Regions from separate parts of the Homo sapiens genome. Here region 1 is linked to region 2. A link is an interaction called in ENCODE POLR2A ChIA-PET data of the cell type or tissue named here. Cell type or tissue: B cell. All regions are shown on one strand. Each heading gives the region's core, and the rest is flanking DNA. Links, peaks and the distances in the headings are about the cores only.

The links. ChIA-PET counts read pairs that join two places held together with the same protein. Peaks named below come from ENCODE experiments on the same cell type or tissue, not always from the same donor. Only the 100,000 strongest peaks of a DNase experiment are listed, where the experiment ranks them.
Region 1: POLR2A ChIA-PET joins it to region 2 with 5 read pairs; 2 of 35 experiments call an interaction of 5 or more read pairs at or near these places.

What each region holds. Positions count from the first base shown.
Region 1 is chr10:124,684,682-124,689,074 of GRCh38, reverse strand. The region is part of intron 3 of FAM53B (family with sequence similarity 53 member B); the gene reads left to right. Among named protein-coding and RNA genes, the nearest start is that of FAM53B-AS1, 17 kb to the left of the region's middle. RefSeq lists enhancers at 93-172, 800-1,301, 1,875-1,954, 2,799-3,770. In B cell, for the core only: a CTCF peak has its summit at 3,661 (motif pointing right); DNase peaks (open chromatin) are centred at 1,834 and 3,674; H3K4me3 peaks cover 337 bases; H3K27ac peaks cover 4,000 bases.
Region 2 is chr10:124,314,655-124,319,047 of GRCh38, reverse strand. No RefSeq gene overlaps it. Among named protein-coding and RNA genes, the nearest start is that of OAT, 100 kb to the left of the region's middle. In B cell, for the core only: no CTCF peak of the experiment used is centred there; no DNase peak of the experiment used is centred there.

The sequences.
Region 1 (4,393 bases), core at 131-4,130, 370 kb before region 2:
AGGTGTGAAATGTAAGAATGAGTCAGCTGGTTGTGATCTGACAGCAGGCTTGCTAATCGGGGCATTTCGTATCTTGGTCTGTACTTGAGGTGCTTAACCTTTTCTGGAAACCACATTCTGTACTTATGTGACCATAAGGCACCATCGAAAACATAGCACAGAGCTCTCTAGGGCTATAAAGCTCCTCTATCTTTTGAAAATATGAAGGTTTATAGTCCCCCAAGAATCTGGAGCCCTGGGAATTTTCCTTCAAATTTAAGGGTAGGAATGGAAATAAGAACATTTGAGGTCAAATGCCATTCGTATTCCTCTGAGTGTTTTTCTTGCTTCAAGCTCTAGGATCTGTGCACACAGCAGTCTTCTGCCCTTCTTAGTCAAACGGTGGCAGGACCAGAGCCTTGTGAGTGCGAATTTGGGAATTTGAGTCCTTGTCTCTGCATATGTAGGCAACTCATTCTCCTGTTCTTTGTGGCATAGTCAAAAGTCAGAAACTGCAAGCTCAGTCATCAAACCTCAGCTTTGGAAGAGACCTTGCTTACCTAGTCTGTCCAAGACTGTGAGAGAACTGGGCCCAGGGATGCTTGTGTGTTCACCCTCCCATCTGCAGGCAAAGGCTCTTGTGTGTTTACGCTACACACAAATGCACACGCTCTCGTGTGTATCATTTCAGACTTGTGAAGATAATGCTCAGTGGGGACGTGGAGAAGCTTTACATGCCCTAAAGGCTAAAGCAACAGGCGCAGCATAGAACTGAATGGGCTGGTGCCATGCTCTCAGGCTGTGGGCCATCGCGCTCTGCTCAGGTCTGCCAGGGGCTTGGTGTCAGGCTGCAGATGGATGGGGGGCCCTTCTGCGTATCTTTAGGACACAGCTGATGGGCCCTTGCGTGTTCTCAGGGAGAAAGTGGGAGGCTTCACACTCATCTTGTTCATAGGAGTGAGTTAGCTTCTAAGGCCTTTGCTAGTGGCTGTCCATCAAGAGCATGTTGTGTAGCTTGAGAAGGAAGCCCTGAGGGTCCCCATCCTGTCCTGTGAAACCTCTGATGGGTGAAGTGATCCTTCTCCATACTTCTTCCTGGAATTAGCCCAAACCAAAACATAAACACCAACTTTCAGTGTTGTTATGAATTCAAATTTGTAGAGACCAGAATTGTCAACCCTCCTGAAGCTTCTGGGCAGTGGTGCTGGATGGTCTGGATGGGCCGCCATTCGGACAGATGTTTGAGAACTCAGTTCTCCATGTCATCTGCTTTCCAGAACAGCATTTCTCAACATTTTTGCATTGAAATAACCTGGGGAGCTTATTAAGATGCAAATGCCTACCCAGAGAGACTCTGATTTACCAAGTCAGAGACGGGGTCTAGAAACCTGCATTTTAACAAACACCCCCAAAGGATGCTCCTGTAGGTGGCCCAGAAGTCACACTTTGAGAAATCCTAGTCAGAGAAGCCAGGTTTCCATTCCAGCCGGATTCCACAGAGGCTGGCACCCTGTTGCAGCTCTGGCTGAGTCAAGCCTCAGCTAGGAGAGCGTTTTCCAGTACCGTTAATTATCCTTATGATGACTGCTGTTTTTGAGAGCCTACTCTATGCCCTGTATGAGATGCCTATTTAATTCTCATAATAGCTACGAGGAACTGAGTAACTTACAGAGCTGAGGTTTGAACCCAGGTCCTTGCCCTTTCCACTACACCAAGTGACTGTTGCTCAGTAGACTCCTACATCCATGACAATTGTGACTTGAAAGAGTTATAGTTGTTTGTGCAGAAGTGATATTGAATGGAGGGGGCGGGGGCACCCTGTATCCTCTTCTCGGAGGCCTACCGAGGCCCTTTGTATGGTGTGACGTCAGGGCCTAGCGCTTGGGGCAGTTTGCCATGAAAAATTAGCTTCTATTCCTGTTTCTTTTGTCTGGTGATCTGACCCAACAAATCGCTTTCTGTTCCCTGAGCGAATGGGGAAAACACAGGGCTAAACATAGCCTTGATTGTTTTTACTTTTCTCGTATTGTACTTCTCAAAGCGATAAAGATAGAAACAATTACAATATTATCTGCCTGCAGACTGAGCAAGTGGTCACCTGGCTGGTGTTGATACACAATAGCAGTGCTTTGCTTTTCCAAAGTATTTTAGACGTGACTCTGTCAACCCCATCTCCTTGCTGAGTCACACATGGCCACATGGCCCAGGTAGGGCAGACGGTTCAGGGCACAGTCCTGGTTGGACTTACCTGGCCAAGGAAGACTCACCTTTGCCAAGGACAAAAGACAGGTGAGTCCCAGAGAACACCGCATCCTCTTGTAGCTTTTATCTGCAGTTTGCAATCCACTACCTCATTCATGCACCACCAACTAAGGTCTGCTGTGTGCCCTGCTCTGTGCTAGGCACTGGGGAGCCACACTGGGGCTATGCTTGAGAGTCTGTGGCTTAGGAGGAGAAGTAGATGTGTACGCAGATCAGTAATTAAAGTTCAGGTACATACGTGCTGTACGATCACAGAGCTAGGAGAAAGGTGTATCTTCAGAGGAGCTTTGAGTTGGCTTTTTAAATGAGGAGACTCTTGGTGAAAGGAAGATAAAGGCAGGAAAAGAACGGTCCAGGCCTTTGCAAAGGTGTGGAATGTTCTTTGCAAAGGAGTGAAAGAGCTGATGTTTGGGGGAAGCTGCAACTTCTCTTCACAGTTAAAAACTGACTCTTCGAATCTTCCCTACGACAAAGAAATCTTATAGGCCTTAGAGGCTTACTCTGTAACACAGAAGGAGTAGGTCCTGTAGGAATTCATCACCCAGCTCTGATGCCCCTGGGTTTTGGTAGTTACCTCAAGGCCCAGCAAGCTGGACTTCCAGCCTTTCTGCATATAGATCTTATCTGTGCTTGTTCCTGCAGTCTAGTTATTAAACTTTAGTTTTATAAAGAATCGCTGGTGCATAAGAATTACCCTTTTGGGTTGTCTACACAAAGCTGGGGGGAGGAGTTGTACTTTGTGGGCTGGTTCAGGAATTCTTCAAGGATGGTTTTGACTCTATATGATTCTTTTCTGACCTCCACTGTCGTAGGAGGTTTGATACCTGGAGTGTAGGGTTTGTTGTGGGGAATGATGTGGAGATGGGCCCGGGTGCCAGTCTGAAATGCTTGTCTTCTTTCCCGGAAACAGTGGCTGACAGCTGAAGCGAATGGGCCACAATAGGTGGGGGCTTCAGAAAGTTCTCTAGAGGCAGTGAGGAGGTAGGCCTGGAGTAGGGAGGCCCTGAGGGGTCCCTTCAAGAAGCACCAAGATCGCAGGCTGGCCATGGGAAAGGAAGGCAGATGGGAGGGATGGTGTGTTCCTATTTAGCTGGCTCCCGATTCCCCTTTTGGAAGTGATTTCCCTAGAGATGGGGAAGATTCCAGGCCAGTGGTGCAAAAATGGAACAGAAAATGGTATCCTCTGAGAGTGGGATCAACTCCTTTTCATGTCACGGGTTTCCCCGAGGCCTGGCGGAGACGCAGTCTGTAGTATGTCTCAGGCTCCGTGAGCACCGGCCACCCTCGCTGCTCTGTGCCAAGCCCATTGGTTTCTTCCTCAGCCGGCCACATTCCTGGCCCATCTGGTGCCTCAGTGCCTTGTCTCAAAAGAGAAGTTAGTGGCCAGCATTTTGTATGGCAACTTCCTGAAAACCCAGAGGAGCCAACCCAGCAGAGGGCGGGCTGTGGGCCCCCGCTCCGACCCTGGCTCACTTCCTGAGTTAAGCAAGGGCACAGCACCTGTGGGCTTGGCAGTCACATCCCCCACATATTCGATAATACATTTTTTCTCATAGGACATTTGGAGACTATAGAAGAACAAAAGAGAAAAAATAAATTAACCAACCAGCTGTCTGCCAATCCACTATTAACATTTCGGTTTATTTCTTTCTTACCTTTACATACAACAGACATATTTTGCTAAATAGGAATCACACCCTCTATACAGTTTTATATCCTGTTTCTTCATGCTCAGCTTTATATTGTTAGCATTTCCCCACATCATTTAATATTCTTTGAAACTCTGCTTCTTCATGCTCCATGTTATTCCTTGATAATTTATTTAACCGGCCCCTACTGTAAGACGTTTTAACTATGTTTACCATTTTGCTGTCACTCATCATTTTGATGAACATCATCATACATAAATCTTCACTTTTTTCTTAGGATAACTTTCTGTTTTCTTTTAAATCAGATAACTGGGATAGTTGTGACTGTGTCAACAAGAGTTTCTATTTCCTTTAATTTTACTTTATAGCTGGTCACGGTGGCTCATGCCTGTAATCCCAGCACTTTGGGAGGCCAAGGTGGGTGGATCACTTGAGGCCAGGAGTTTGAGACCAGCCTGGCCAACATGGTGAAACCCCATGTCTACAAAAAATACAAAAATTAG
Region 2 (4,393 bases), core at 318-4,317:
GTGTGGCCTCTCCACGTGGCCTGAGCTTCCTGACAGCATGGTGGCTTCCGGGTAGCTGGACTTTAATGGATGCCCGGGCTCCAAAGGCGAGGATACCAGCTAACAATGTGGAAGGCAGACACCTTTTATGCCTTAGCCTTGGAAGTCACGCTGCGTCACTCCTGCTGTATTCTGTCCATCCCAGGCCAGGGACAAGCCCTCTGCTCCCCAGAGATTCAAGGGAAGGGAATTAGATTCCACTTGGTGGGAGAGTGGTGAGGTTCCCAATGAGCATGTGTGGGAAAAGTGCACTGTGGTCACCTTTGGAAAATAGAATCCGCCACACACTGTCTCACCTGGTCCCCACAATAATCCAGTGTCGGTACTATTATTATCCCCAGTTTGCAGATGAGAAAACTGAGGCTCAACTAGTTGGTCATGGGCGCAAGGCAGCATAGTGAGTGGATGTTGGAACTGAGTCTGGCTCTAAAGCCTGTGCTTTAACCAGGGCCCTCTACTGCCTTTTACAGAGTGCCTTTTCGTACTTGTTTGCTGGCTCACTGGACTTCCAGCTCCTCCCTTTCAGCTTCCTGCTCTGTCTGCACTTTAGCCATCCACTGTCCAAGAAGCATCTGCGCTTCTCAGTGTCTCTCCTTGCTCTGTCGGGGGTCCCTGTCAGTTCTGGGAGTGGCTGATGCCTAGGCTGCCTCCTGCCCCATGAAGGCACCTGTAAAACGTGGCCATGTGGGCATGGCCCAGAGAATGGGAGGCGGGCAGAGCCCTGACTTCGAGCCCAGGTGGGGTTTGGAGGCCGTGCGAGAGGTGGAAGCAGCGGCTCAATGTAGGCTTCCAAGGCCATGCAGCGTCTCCGTGCTAAAAACAGGATTAGGTTGCGTTCCCTAATCCCGAAGTGACGGAAGTGAAAATGTGTGGACAGGTGGGGTGCGGTGGCTCACTCCTGTAATCTCCCAGCACCTTGGGAGGCCAAGGCGGGCAGATTACCTGAGGTCAGGAGTTCGAGACCAGCCTGGCCAACATGGTGACAGGGTGTCACCCTGTCACTACTAAAAATACAAAAATTAGCCAGGCATGGTGGCACGCACCTGTAATCCCAGCTATTCAGGAGGCTGAGGCAGGAGAATCGCTTGAGCCCAGGAGGCGGAGGTTACAGTGACATGAGATCACGCTGCTGCACTCCAACCTGGGCAACAGAGCAAGACTCTGTCTGTCTGTCTGTCTGTCTCTCTCTCTCTCTATATATGTCCAAGAAGCATCTGCACTTCTCAGTGTCTCTCCTTGCTCTGTCGGGGGTCCCTGTCAGTTCTGGGAGTGGCTGATGCTCAGACTGCCTCCTGCCCAAGCATATGTATACACACACACACACACACACACACACACACACACATATAGATACACACATACACACACATATATATAGAAAAAAATATATAAAATAAATATATAATATATATTATATATGTATATATATTATACATGTATGTGTATATATACACACACACATATATATAAAAATGTGTGACCACTGCCCTCTCTGCTACAAACACAGATCAAGTTTGAAGGTGCCTAGCCGGCAGACAACTGAAATCCTGAGAGGATGGAGATGGGGGTCAGATCTCTGCACTTCAAAAGACATTTGTTTTCTGTGCTACAAAAAGGATTATTACGTGAGTATTTGCAGCCCTGTTTCCACCTCTGACCCTCCTCCCAGCCCACTCAAAATTCTCCCTTTGCCCACTGGCATTATCCTCCTGTGGAAGGACCCATTCTGGGAGCAGGGTTCTGTGAGAGGTTTTTGTATTTTTATTCACATATAAAATACACTTGTGGTACGTGTTGATGGACAAAATACCCACTAGCAGGAGAATGGAGGATGGGTGTCACACAAACTACAGGACGCTCCATGAAATCTGAACTTCAGATACACAAAGAATACTTCCCAGGGTGAGTATGTTCCACAATTGTAAAAGCTCATGTGTCCTAAGCATACAGCTTGACAAATTTTTACAAAGTGTGACCAGCCCCCGGATCAAGAGACAGAATATTCCAGGCTCCCAAAATGCCCCTTACGTCTCTTTCCAGTAACTACCCATCCCGCCCATTCGCTTGACTTCTGACAGCGTGGATGAGTTTTGCCTGTATTTGGAAGATCACATACATGGCACCACCCGATTTGTGTAATTTTGTGTCTGGCTTCTTCTGCTCATCCTTATGTCTGTGAGAATCATCCGTGTTGTGCCCAGCAGTTGCTCATTTTGGGTAATATTGCTGTATGGGACCTGCTTATACTACAAAAATTATTGTTGGCTTTCTGAAATTCAAATTTAATGGGGCATCCTGTATTTTATCTGGCAATTGTATTCCATTCTCCTGTTGATGGACGTTTCGTAGTTTTCAGTTTGGGGCTATTTTTAATAAAGCTGTTATGAATATTCTAGTACATATCTTATGGTGAGCATATGGACTCATTTCTTTTGGGCATTTACCTAGGAGTGAAGTTTCTGGGTCATCAGGAACACATATGTTCAGCTCAGTATATCCTGCCAGACGCTGTTCTAAATGGGACCAATTTATACTCCACCGGCAGCCTGTGAAAGGTCCAGTTGCTCTACATCCTTGTGGATCTTGGCATTTTTCTATCTTTTTCATTTTAGCTGTTCTGCTGGGGTGTTCTGTTTTAACTTCATTGCTGTTTATCACTGATGATTTGTGGAGTTGAGTACCTTGTCCCATGCTTAGTGGCCCTTTGGGTCTCCTCTCTCAGGAAGGGCCTGTTCCAGCATGGTGCCCGTTGTTTGCTTGCTGTTGTTATTATTTTCTTGTGACCAGGTCTTGCTACATTGCCCAAGCTGGACTCAAACTCCTGGGCTCAAGTGATCCTCCTTTTCAGCCTGCCTAGTAGCTGGGATTGTAGACCACTGTGCCCAGTCGGCTCATGGTTTTCTAGGAATGTCTGCCTTTTAAGAAATTGCTTTGTAGGCATTTCTTATATGGTCTGGATACAAGTTATTTGTCAGATATACGTCAAATATCTTCTCTAGGGGAGAGTTTTGGAGAAGAGCTGAGAGAGAACTTCTGGTTAGTTGTGGGTCTTGCAGGTAACTTAGAGGAGGAATTGGGTGGGAAGAGGAGTAGTAAGAAGCGCGGTGGGTAATGAATTGCATGTCCTCTAATGGCCTTTGAGAGGCACAAGTGAAGACCAAAGTGTGTTTCCTTTGGCTGCCTTCTTCATTCTGAGAATGAATCATTTGGGGCCCTGTGGTATATTCAGATCTGACATGAGGGTGTGGATGGGTTTCCCTGTATTGAGCTTATCATGCATCTTAAGCTGGAAAGCACTTCCTAAAAACGTGTATATGTCTCCACACAGATGCTATTGCATATTTCTGTACTCTGAGGGCAGAGGTCACCCTTAAGGGAATGGAGATCCCTATTTTTCATACAGGTACAAATATCTAAGAACAGACATTAGATAAGAGTAAAATGTTTAGTATTTGAACACCAGTGGACTAAAAGTTACACTTAATTCATAAATCAAGACTGCACAGCAGATGATATTTATGGCAATTCTTGCTGGAGGAAATATTAAAATTTGTAAGAATTTTAAATGCTGTAACATAAAATGCTACAATCTCTGGTCATAATTGATGACTTCCTCTTAGATGTATTGAATAAATTAATTTCATTGCTCTACAGATGACATTAATATGCTTTTATAATTAATTTAGTTCTGAGAGCTGCTTTGGGTGCCAGGATTTTATTGGAGGGAGAAAATGGCTTAAAGAAGAAGGTGAGATGTGAAGAATAATTTTGAAATCAAATAAAGAATAACATTTTAATAGGAAGTAGCATGTTTGGCATGACCCTGTTGTAAAAGAAAATACACCAGGAAATTGCTCAGAGGCAGATATTAAGGTCTTGAATGTGTGCATGTTTCTGATATTGCTGCATTTTCATTGGGATTCTGTATTTGTTTGTTCTCATGCTGCTAATAAAGACACACGTGAGCCTGGCTCATTTATAAAGGAAAGAGGTTTAACTGACTCACAATTCAGCATGTCTGGGGAGGCTTCAGGAAACTTACAATCATGGCAGAAGGGGGGGCAAACACATCCTTCTTCACATGGCGGCAGGAGACAGAATGAGAGCCAAGTGAAGGCGGAAGCCCCTGAAAACCATCAGGTCTTGTGAGAACTAACTCACTATCATGAGAACAGGGTGGGGGAAACTGCCCCCATGATTCAATTATCTCCACCTGCTCCCTCCCAAAACACGTGGGGATTATGGAAACTATGATTCCAGATGAGATTTGGGTGGGGACACAGCCAAATCATATCAGATCTTCATGTCCTAGTCTGTGGGGTAAGAATGGAGTATTGTAGAAAGCCTCCCTCTC